4 separate regions of the Homo sapiens genome follow, and all the other regions are linked to region 1. A link is a contact called in ENCODE Hi-C or POLR2A ChIA-PET data. All regions are on one chromosome and are shown on one strand. The core of a region is the stretch at or near the end of the contact, and the rest is flanking DNA. Distances in the headings are between cores, read along the strand shown. Region 1 holds the start of CENPU (centromere protein U). Region 2 has its middle 31 kb from the start of SLC25A4. Region 3 holds the start of LINC02363 (long intergenic non-protein coding RNA 2363). Region 4 has its middle 12 kb from the start of ENPP6.

Region 1 (2,763 bases), core at 264-2,763:
TTAACCTAAACTCTTTGAGCTGTCTTGTCCTTTCTTGGGGGGGAAAAAAAGTCAAGGTTCCTCCTTGCCTTACGCTGGAGTCAAGGTGGGGCTTCTGAGAGACAGAAACCTCTGTGACAACCCACAGGTAAAATTTCTGGGCCAGGCGCGGTGGCTCATGCCTGTAATCTCAGCGCTTTGGGAACCCCAGGAGGGCGGATCACGAGGTGAGGAAATCAAGACCATCCTGGCCAACATGGTGAAACCCCGTCTTTACTAAAAATACAAAAATTAGCTGGACGTGGGGGCGAGCGCCTGTAATCCCAGCTCCTCTGGAGTCTGAGGCAGGAAAATCGCTTGAACCTGGGAGGCGGAGATTGCGCCACTGCACTCCAGCCTGGGCCACAGAGTGAGACTCCGTCTCAAAAAAAAAAAAAAAAAAAAATTCTGTTGTATGTGCGTAAGTGTGTTTTGGGAGGAGGCATGAACAGATTTCATGAGTCTCAAACCCAAAAATGTTAAAAGATAAAAATAAAAAAAGACAACAAAAACCACTAGCCTTTCAGATAAACTCTTTTCAGCTGACATTGAAGGCTGACATTCTCTTCTAATCCTTTTTTGCACTGGGGGAGTCTTCATTCTCCTCCACTGGCCACAGAAGTCTGGTCTCGGTTTCCCCACCCACCTGCGGTGTCCTGCTCCAGCTTTTCCACCCTAACCCCGCATCTACCAGCACCTCCTCCTCCAGGCAGCCTTCCCAGGCCCGGGGGAACTCCTGTTCTCTTCAGATCGTCTTGGCGTATGGCTTTGTGCACCGTCTGCAGCAAGCCGAGACCCTTCCCGCCAGATCCAGGCCGGGCCTTGGATGGCCATTCGCCAACGAATCAGCGACCAGCATTCTAGAGCGCGTTTTGCAACCGACCAAACGCTCGCTTTCTTTGGTAAACAAAAACCGCTCGAGCCATCCTGGAGAACCGCAAGCGGCAGCTCGGTCCCCCAGCCGGATTTATGCTCCAGTTTACGGTCTGTGGTTTGCAGTAAGAAAACACCAGGGTCTTCAAAATAAGAAAACTGATTCCCAGTCAGAGAATAAAACTCCACTAACAAAGTCTGGCAAACCGCAGGCAATACGTATTTGCTGAATATTTTGCTTTCAAGCTAGCACTTTGAGACTCACTACTTTGGACGGCACTCCCCCTCCCCACAAAACGACACGACACTGGCTGACGTCTCTCCCACCCGCCAGGCAGTGTTAGGCCCCGACAGGCCCGTGCAGGTGGGATCACTGTTATCCCCACTAGACTGAGGAGGAAGCCGGGGACCCGGGCGATTGGCCACTCGGGCGACCTCCACAGTGGAGCACCAACAGCGCCGGGAGGCGCAAACCACGGCAGGCGAGGAAGCAGTTCAAGCTGGTCTCCGGCCCCGCGCTCCCGAGGGTCGGCAGTACTTACCCCTCAGACCTGTGAGGCCGCGGCCGCCGCCGCCCCCGCGGGGCCATGGTGCCGCTCTCCGCTCTCGAGCGACTGGAAGCTCCCGCCAAGCCCCTCGCCGCTCCGAACAGCCAATCCGGGCCGAGCACGCGCGCGTGCGCAGGACTTCCTGAGCGGCCCCCGGGCTCCTCCCTGGCCTGGAGCGTGAGGGAAAACTGGGTCTGGTTATTACAGCGCAACGGAGCTGGAGTCCATGCCGCACAACCAGTTACCTACGGTCCAAAACATGCCAAAGTTTTCCGGGCTTTCGCGCCCACCCGCATCGCCAGTTTTCCGGCGCCAGAAAGCCCGGGAGCCACGTGGGACGGCCCCTTGTGGGGTGGGGAAAGGGGAGGAGCTAGTGTCCCTGAGTCGTGGGCAGGTAAGAGGGTGGGTGGAGACCCGTGTTCGCAGCTGTTGTCGCTGAGGCCGCAGTCGTCTTTCCAGGCCTACAGGATTTGGCTTCCAGCCCCTGCTGCCTTTATCAGCTGTCTGAGCTTAGCATGTTACTTTACCGCTATCCCAATACCTTCATTTGTAAATGGACAGGGTTCCTTTTGTTCTTTTATTTTGTTTGTGTTTAAAAATGTGTAATGCAGAAGAATGTAATTGAACCCTTACCTTACACCGCGTATAAAAATTAACGCAAAATGAATCAAAGACCTAACTATAAAGGCTAAAATTAAAACTCTTAGAAGAAAACAGAGCAAAAACTTCATAACATTGGACTTGGTATGATTTCTTGGATATGATACCAAAAGCAGTTTGGGATGATGAAAACGTTCTGGAAATAGTGGTGGATGGATGCACAAGGTGAAGGTACTTAATGCCACAATACTGTAAAGTTAAAAACGGTTAAAATGCTAAATTTTGTTATGTATATTTTACTACGACAAAAATATTACGTTTCATGCATATGAAAGAATATAACGTGTAATGTAAAGATAAAAACAAACATCCGTGTAACCAGCACTACATGGGGATATGGATCATTTTTATATATAACTCTTGGGTACCCCTCTGAATGGTATCCTCCTCCTCCAAAGAATAACCACTCTTCTGATTTTATGTGTATCATTCCTGTGGTTTTCTACCTTGATATAGCCCCAAATAATGTATTGATTATTGTATGTTTCTAAACTTTATATGATATTTGGTAGGTATGCTGCAAGTGCCCTTTCTTACTAAAGCTATTGCTTTTATTTTTTATTTATTTTATTTTTCCATAAATTATTGGGGTGCAGGTGCTATTTGGTTACATGAGTAAGTTCTTTTTTTTTTTTTTTTTTTTTTTTTGAGTTGGAGTTTTGCT
Region 2 (2,700 bases), core at 6-2,505, 380 kb after region 1:
GACAGAACAAGACTCTGTCCCCCCAAAAAAAAAAAAAAATAGGCAATAGGTTCTACTGTAAGGGGACACGCAGAGAGGAATAAAAGCATGGAGAAGGGGTGAGGAGATCCTGGTGGAGATGAGGAAAGCATTCCTGAGGAAATGAGGGCTAATCTGAGATTTGAAGGATGAGAAGAAGATGTCTTTTTTTTGTTTTTTTCGGCTAGTCAAGTGAAGCAGTGGGAGTGGAGAAGGAACAAAGAAATCCTTAACTGGTTGTGACTGCACTCGGACCACCTGAGAAGAAGATATGAAGACAAAAAGAAGGCACGGACTTTCTGTTCGGAACATGTGCAAAAGTCTAGGCAATATAAAGCACGCTGCTTAAGATGGGGGAATAGGACACCCACATATGCTGAGGCGGTGCCAGGACCAGGATAGCAGAGGGCTCTGGAACCCATGTCAGTGAGCCTGAACATCTTCCTGCGGGTAGGCTCCTTGACATGGGTTCCAGAGCCCTCTGCTACCCTGGAACCCATGTCAATGAGTCTGAACATCAGTAGGAGAGTCACTAGAGAGCCTGAGTGTAGAGTGGACAAGGTTAGATTCAATTTAAGAAGACCTCTCTGGCTTCAATGTGGAGGATGGATTGAAGGGGCTCACTGCTGGTTGAGGCTGTGACAGTGGGCTCGGTGAGACAAGCACGGGCATAGCCTGTTGTTAATAATGTTGTATTTATAGTTTTTGGCTTAAGACTTTTTACTTAATATTTCATATTTAGGGTTTTCCCATTTCATTAAAAATTCATTGTAATCATTTTTAATACCTGCTTGGCATTTCATTGTATGGATAATCCATGATTTATTTAACTACTCTTCTATTTTTAAAGGTTGTTTCTGTTTCTTAGTCTAGAATGAGTAGAATTAATATTTTGGTACAAGGATTCTTGTCCACATTTTATAAATATTTTCATAAATATTAAGATTATACTAATCTCTTGCATCAGATGGCAGAAGAGGTGGCGGCAATGTTACCAAAGGAGTGTGTGTGTGTGTGTGTGTGTGTGTGTGTGTGTGTATAAGCAGTATTGCTTTGTCCTACCTAAATTGCAGATCTGCCAAAGAAGGCATAATCTAATATATTCATCCCCTATGTTGCATGGGGCAGGGAAGGCTGTGGGTTTGCACTACATAGCACATTGTTCTATCCAGGCAAAAGGTCAAGCGCTGTAGAAGGCCAAAGCTAAAAATACAGTGTGGCACTGGGGAAAATGAAGGAGCTGTCCAGGGGAAATGAGTCATACTGAATCAGTACCTCTCCTCCTATACACAGCAGTAACCTCCTCAGCTAGGGAAAGCAGACTGGTTCTTACATGAAAGTGATTTCAGGTCAGGCCTGGTGGCTCATGCCTGTAATCCCAGCACTTTGAGAGGCTAAGGTGGGCAGATCACCTGAGGCCAGGAGTTCGAGACCAGCCTGGCCAGAATGGCAAAACCCCCATCTCTACTAAAAATACAAAAATTAGCCAGGTCTGGTGGCACACATCTGTAATCCTACCTACTCGGGAGGCTGAGGCAGGAGAATCGCTTGAATCTGGAAATTGGAGGTTTCAATGAGCTAACATTGCCACTGCACTGCAGCCTGGGTGACAAAGCCAGACTGTCTCAAAATTTTTTAAAAAAAGGAATTTTAACAATAATACCAATAATTTTGGTAACAACATGGAGTAATTTCATTCCTATAGCACTTTTGTTCCTAGAGGTCGACTGCTCATGGACCATCCGTGGACCAGGATACCCCTTGTCCGTTAGCATAGGGTCTCCGGGAAGACAGCACCACACACGGAAGGAATCGAAGGAGCTGAGCCTCCCTGAACATTTCTCACTGGGACTGGTAGGACTCAGTGGATTAGAAGAATGGCATTCCCAGTCTAGAGGGGCAGGCAGTAACCTGTGTGTGGGCATTGAGAGAATATGGTACATGATCCCTGTCATTGCTGTGACCCTGGAAGTTTCTCAGGAAATCCAAATAACTAATGCCAGTTGGACTGTTTATAAGGTTTCCTCTCTTCAGGAAATCATCAAAATATTCTTTCAGCTGCCAGGCCAACTTCTTCAGGACTGAAAGAAAATCTTTCTTTTCAACCACAGAGAGAGAGCAAACAGCCATTGCTAGTTGACAAAGTTTGGGGAGTGGGAGGTGGTTTTATTTTGTTTTTGTAAACAGGGTCTCCCTATGTCACCCAGGCTCGTCTCAAACACCTGGGCATTTGTGAGAGACCTCCCTTCCATGGTCTTCCCCAGCCCTATTTGTCAGGATTTTTAACACAAGTGACTCCAATTTTGAGTCCGTCAACTTTCACAGATAAAAATTATTAAGACTGATAAGCCCAAGTGTTGACAAGTGTGAGTGGGCTAAATTGTATTCCCTCAACATTCATATGTTGAAGTTCTAGCCCCCAGCACCTCAGAATGTAACTGTATTTGAATATAGAGTCTTTGAAGAGATAATTAAGGCCAGGCATGGTGACTCATGCCTGTAATCCCAGCACTTTGGGAGACTGAAGTAGGAGGATTGCTTGAGGCCAGGAGGTCAAGACCAGCCTGGGCAACATAGTGAGACCTTGTCTCTATAAATAAATACATTTGGATAGAGTTAATTAATGTGAAATAAAATATGGTTATTAGGGAGGGGTTCTAATCTAATCTGACTCGTGTTTTT
Region 3 (2,700 bases), core at 192-2,691, 380 kb before region 1:
TGGTTTGAATAACACAGAAGTGTATTTCTAGGTAGTAGCTGTGTTGAGCCAGCCATGGTATCTTACCTTCTTGCTAGTCAGTGGGATACAAAGATGATTCAATATTGCCCCAATTTTCAATAAATTTGCCAGGTCGGGCACGGTGGCCCTCGCCTGTAATCCCAGCATTTTAAGAGGCCAGAGCAAGAGGATTACTTGAGCCCAGAAGCCCAAGACCACCCTGGGCAGCATAGTGAGACCTCGTCTCTAGAAAAAAATTTAAAAACTTAGCTGGGCATGGCGGTGCCTGCCTGAAGTCCCGGCTACTTGGGAGGCTAAGGTGGGAGGATTGCTTGAGCCCAGAAGTTAGAGGCTGCAGTGAGCCATGATCACACCACTGCACTCCAGCCTGGGTGACACAGTGAGACCATGTCTCAAAATAAATAAATAAATAAATAAATTTGCCTTGCAAAATGTTCAAGATGGCTGGACAGCACCCACAGGGTAAGCTCTTTGACACAGGAACGACACATACAACTAAAGATAAAAATAATGTGATACTTGATTGAGCATAATTTTATGGAGCAGAGGTAGCTAGAATGAGTGGAGAAAGCAACCAGGGAGAAGAGAGCCGAGTGGGTTATTCTCTCCAAATTTTGAATAAAGTCATGGGAAAATCAAAGTAGTAGGAAGGGGTCAAAATGAAGCGTGCAAAGATGTAAGAGTATTATCACGAGAACCCAAGACAGCAAAATACGTGTATGTCTAAATACACCAGAACAGCAAAGGAGAGCTTACCTTATTTAAAGTGACATAAATAAAATTGTAAAACGTAGGGATGCTACTGGAGGCTGAGGGTGGAGGAGACACTGATATAAGCAGCTTTCTTGGTCCTTTGCTTTTGTCGATCAATTTTCCAGGATTAGCTAAAATGCAGCCAGATTTATCCCAGTAAGAAAAAACGTACCCCCTTTCTGGATGCCCAGAGCACTTTGTTTCCTCAGTACAAAGCAGTGACCACATGTGGCTTCAAATTTTGCCATGGAAATCCCCTTACACCCCCTGAAAGCAGATTCAGGTGTGCTAGATGGTATTTTCCAAAGATGAAACCGTCACAGTATCTCCTACTCATGTGCTTCCAGAACTTCGCCACTACCTAGTCAAGACGTAGAGCCTAATTCCGTTTCCTTGAGTCAAGGCAGGTTTGGGACTCACTCACAACCCATAGAAGGCAGTACAATGGATGCTGCCTAGCTTCTAGGTCATCAAAGGCGGCTGAGCTTCTGTCTTGCTGGGGCATTTGCTCTCGGAGCCCTGGCCTTCCACGTGAAGTCCGAGTACCCAAGGCAGCCATGCTGTGAGGGAGGCCACAGTGCCTGGGGAGGACCAGGATGGACGCTGCAGTCAGCGGACCTCATCCTCCAGTGCTCCAGGCCAGGGTTAGACATATAAGGAAAGGAGCCGTTAGACCATAATACACCCCAGCTGCTGCGTTACCCACAGTGGTCACAGCCCCAGCTGTCATGCAGCAGAGACAAGCCACTCCTGCTGTCTAAATTCCAAACCCGCCAGGTGTGGTGGCTCATGCCTGTAATCCCAGCACTTTGGGAGGCTGAGGCAGGCGGATCACGAGGTCAAGAGTGCAAGACCAGCCTGACCAATATGGTGAAACCCCGTCTCTACTAAAAATAGAAAAAAATTAGCCGGGCATGGTGGCACTTGCCTGTAATCTCAGCTACTCAAGAGGCTGAGGCAGGAAAATCGCTTGAACCCAGGAGGCAGAGGTTGCAGTGAGCGGAGATCGTGCCATTGCACTCCAGCCTGGGTGACAGAGTGAGACTCCATCTTAAATAATTAATTAATTAATTAATTAAATAAAATAAAATAAATTCCAAACCCACAGACTCTGAGAGCATAAATAAGATGATCTTTTTAAACCACTAAATTAAGGGGTGACTTCTTATGCAGCAACAGTACCGGGGGAACCAGGTATGAGCAGTGCACATATTTTCACTGAATTTATATTGTTTGGGAAGTTTTCCTGGTTAAGAGTTCCGATTATAGACATTATGTTAACAGAGAAACCAACACCTAGGACGATTAGAGGGTAATCAGTGGCTTCTCCAGGGCTTCAGCTACAGTGATGGGTGAGAGGAACATGACAAGGATCAATTCTGAGAGTGCTGGCCGGGTGCAGTGGCTCACACCTGTAAGCCCTCATTTTGTGAGGTCGAAGTGGGTAGATCGCTTGAGTCCAGGAGTTCAAGACCAGCCTGGGCAACACGGCAAAACCCCATCTCTACAAAAAATACAAAAATTAACTGAGAGTGGTTGTGCTCACCTATAGCCCCAGCTACTCAGGAGGCTGAGAAAGGAGGATCACTTGAGCCTGAGGAGGCCAAGGCTGCAGTGAGCCGTGATGGTGCCACTACACTCCAGCCGGGGTGACACAGTGAGACCCTGTATTTAAAAAAAAAAAAAAAAAAGTATTCTACTTGAAGCAAGAAAAAAATATTTTCTGGAAGGGAATCACTTTCCTAAAAAAGAAAAGTAGCAGAATTTTTGTGCCTAGGGACAACTGAGAATAGGCACCCCCTCACCCATGCTGTGTCCTCCAGGATGAGCTGCCCACAGGTGAGGTGGGGGACCACCACCCAGCTTAGGCAGGAGTGGCCCCTGCAGGGGCAACACAGCGAAGAAGGCTTATCAAGCAGGATGGGG
Region 4 (2,700 bases), core at 95-2,594, 500 kb before region 1:
TGCCTGTAATCCCAGCTACTCGGGAGGCTGAGGCAGGAGAATCGCTTGAACCAAGGAGTCAGAGGTTGCAGTGAGCCAAGATTGCGCCACTGCACTCCAGCCTGGGCGACAGAGCGAGACTCCGTCTAAAAAAAAAAAGAAAAGAAAAAAAACCGAGTGTTCATTGTGGTCAACCAGCCCTATACTACCTTGCCTCCCATTACACTGACCTCCTTTCCTACTAATCTCAATCATGCGTGTGTCCCACTTGCAATAACCTCCTTGTTGACAGTAGCTCAAGCCAGATATTCTCTGCCTCTGGGCCTTTGCACTGGCTATTTCCTCTACCTGGGAATGCTCTTCCCCCCGCATCCACATAGCTCCCTCACTTTCTTCAAGTCCTTGTTTACATGTCATCTTCTCAATGAGGTCTAATCCCATCTAAAGTTGCAACCGCACATCCTGAAAAGCTTATAATGCTTTTTATGGTTTGTAATATTTAATAGGTTTATCACCTTTTAATACACTATATAGATGACTTCTTTATTATGGTTATTGTTTATGGTCTGTGTCCACTTACCTCTGGCTCTAATGTTAGCTCAGTGAGGGCAAAGATCTTTGTTTTATTCACTGTGTATTCCAAGAGCCTGGAACAAAATAAGGCTCCCTAAGCACTTGTTGAATAAATGAATCTGTTAAGTGGATCAGGGTCTCTGGTGCCCAGTGGAGAAAAGTAGTATGGTGGGGTGACCAACTTGTTCTGATCTGCCTAAGAGTTTCCTGGTAATAGCACTGAAAGTCCCATGTCCCAGGAAAGCCATCACTCCCGGGCACACTGGGATGGGGGATCACCTAGAATTTGGGGGGAAGTGGGGTGATTGTAAGGGCAGTCTGCTTGTTCTATCAATTGTTCTGTGAATTGCATGATAGATGGAGAACCAGTGGAGGACTAGTGAAACCCTCCCCTCAGTACTGAAGACAGCAAGCCACAAAGAACATTTTAAAAGCTTCCAGAGATAAAAAGCAGATAGTATACACAAGAACAAGAATTAAGCTAGCCTTAAAACTGTCATGAAAATTTGAGGGGTCTGATGAAAATGTTCTCAAGCCTTCAAGACCCCTTTACTCTCTTTGTCTCTCTCTCTCTCTCTCTCTCTCACACACACACACACACACACACACATACACACACACACAATGAACATTCTCTTGGAAGATGTATTCTTCAGAAGGGAAACAAATTCACGAGTTGCTTCAAGTACGTATGATCAAAGGAAGAAAGGAGGAAAAGAGAGTCCCTAACAACCCAGTCTATGATCTCTGGATCGCACGGGGCAGCCTCTCTGTGGTGGCTTCAACCCTGTGGGACTCTTGCTTGGCTGGAAGCCAAGCCTCCAGCACCGTGGCTAGGACCAGGGAGCTACGCAATAACTCCGCTTCCGTAACCACTGTTTCCTGGGGGCAGGAACTTAGAGAGTCTCAGACTGCTGAATGCTTCTTCCTGTAACTAAGACCTGGAGCACAATTCGGGGAAGGAACGGGTGAGGTCCCCAGAAGATGCTGGGTTTGGGCACGAAACCGCAGAGCCCCTCTCTCCCTGCCAGCCCCCGGCCAGCCAGAAAGCCCAGAAAGCAGCACTGGATCTGAGAGATGTGGGCCCGTTGTCAGCTTCCACCTTCTCTCCCTGGACTCTACCCGCCCAGATACTGGAGGGACTACATAGGCCCATTCATTGCAAAGAATGTCCCCTAGTCCTTCTCAGAGAGGGCAATGTGGGGCCATTTCACTGCAGCTCCTGGATGAGGAGACAGACCGCACTGCTCGGCACAGCAAATCACTAAACCCTGCCCTTAGCCCCCAGGAGGAGGTGAGGTTTCCAGATACACAAATGCTCAGCCCTCCTGCCTTCCATCCTGTGGGTCCCAAACCTGGGCATTTGTGAGAGAAAATAATTCCACCTCCGAGTATAAATTGCTTTTAAAAAACAAAAGTCCCAGCTGGGCATGGTGGCTCATGCCTGTAATCCCAGCACTTTGGGAGGCCAAGGCGGGTGGATCACCTGAGGTCAGGAGTTTGAGACCAGCCTGGTCAAGATGGTGAAACCTGGTTTCTACTAAAAAGAAAAAAATTAGCTGGATGTGGTGGCACGCACCTGTAGTCCCAGCTACTGGGGAGGCTGAGGCTGGAGAACCGCTTGAACCCAGGAGGCAGAGGTTGCAGTGAGCCGAGATCATGCCACTGCATTCCAGCCTGGGTGACAGAGCAAGACTCCATCTTAAGAAAAAAAAAAAAAGGAAGTCTTTTTTATTCTAAGCATTGTTTCCAATATGCAAAAATAAGGAAATCTTTCCATTAGGGAAATCTTTCCATTAGAGAAATCATGTATATAGTTTTCAAAGCTCTTTCATTTTTTTTGAACCTCAATACAAATAGGTAGGGCCATTCTCACTTTTCTCTGTTTATAGATGAAAACATTGATATCTAGAATTAAATGTGCTTGCATTTATGCACTGTTATTTCCTTAAAATAGTGTCACAAAAATTATAATAAAATCACTGTATAAGCAAATTTTGAATTCAAATACCCCAGAAAAAATAAAACACTACATAATTCCAAAGCTGAAAGCCAGTGAATTGTAAAATGTTTTTATACTGTTGCCACAAGCTACCACCATATGAACAGGAAAACAGAAATACCAGCCCCCGCTTTCAGTGTCCTAGA

What was found. Hi-C counts contacts between places; a loop is a spot of excess contacts on that map. ChIA-PET counts read pairs that join two places held with the same protein, here RNA polymerase II (POLR2A). Pooled maps may share reads with other maps.
Region 2: a pooled map of gastrocnemius medialis shows a loop between it and region 1 (2.6-fold over the local background). The contact joins the enhancer-like site here to the promoter of CENPU in region 1. A Hi-C loop is called at or near these places in 1 of 168 maps with a recorded cell type or tissue (Right ventricle myocardium inferior), 1 of 37 single-sample maps with no recorded cell type and 7 of 50 pooled maps. POLR2A ChIA-PET finds 5 or more read pairs at or near these places in 4 of 52 experiments (HEK293T, WTC11 and naive thymus-derived CD4-positive, alpha-beta T cell).
Region 3: a loop to region 1 is called in a map with no recorded cell type, with 6 times the contacts of the local background. The contact joins the promoter of LINC02363 here to the promoter of CENPU in region 1. A Hi-C loop is called at or near these places in 7 of 37 single-sample maps with no recorded cell type and 9 of 50 pooled maps. POLR2A ChIA-PET finds 5 or more read pairs at or near these places in 5 of 52 experiments (HepG2, OCI-LY7, WTC11 and 1 more).
Region 4: a loop to region 1 is called in a pooled map, with 4 times the contacts of the local background. The contact joins the enhancer-like site here to the promoter of CENPU in region 1. A Hi-C loop is called at or near these places in 5 of 50 pooled maps. POLR2A ChIA-PET finds 5 or more read pairs at or near these places in 6 of 52 experiments (Caco-2, activated CD4-positive, alpha-beta T cell, activated CD4-positive, alpha-beta memory T cell and 2 more).

The regions. Positions count from the first base shown.
Region 1 is chr4:184,732,583-184,735,345 of GRCh38, forward strand. It overlaps CENPU (centromere protein U), which reads right to left and starts at 1,514. Exons shown (of 13, transcript NM_024629.4): 1 at 1,434-1,514. The coding sequence starts at 1,480. RefSeq lists enhancers at 954-1,820, 971-1,090 and a silencer at 1,461-1,520.
Region 2 is chr4:185,111,021-185,113,720 of GRCh38, forward strand. No RefSeq gene overlaps it. Among named protein-coding and RNA genes, the nearest start is that of SLC25A4, 31 kb to the right of the region's middle. Within about 2 kb of position 1,256, at least 9 of the 41 ENCODE cell types and tissues checked have a DNase peak (open chromatin) inside an H3K27ac peak, as active enhancers do.
Region 3 is chr4:184,352,536-184,355,235 of GRCh38, forward strand. It overlaps LINC02363 (long intergenic non-protein coding RNA 2363), which reads right to left and starts at 1,442. Exons shown (of 3, transcript NR_040108.1): 1 at 778-1,442. RefSeq lists an enhancer at 1,443-1,512.
Region 4 is chr4:184,228,872-184,231,571 of GRCh38, forward strand. No RefSeq gene overlaps it. Among named protein-coding and RNA genes, the nearest start is that of ENPP6, 12 kb to the left of the region's middle. Within about 2 kb of position 1,345, at least 3 of the 41 ENCODE cell types and tissues checked have a DNase peak (open chromatin) inside an H3K27ac peak, as active enhancers do.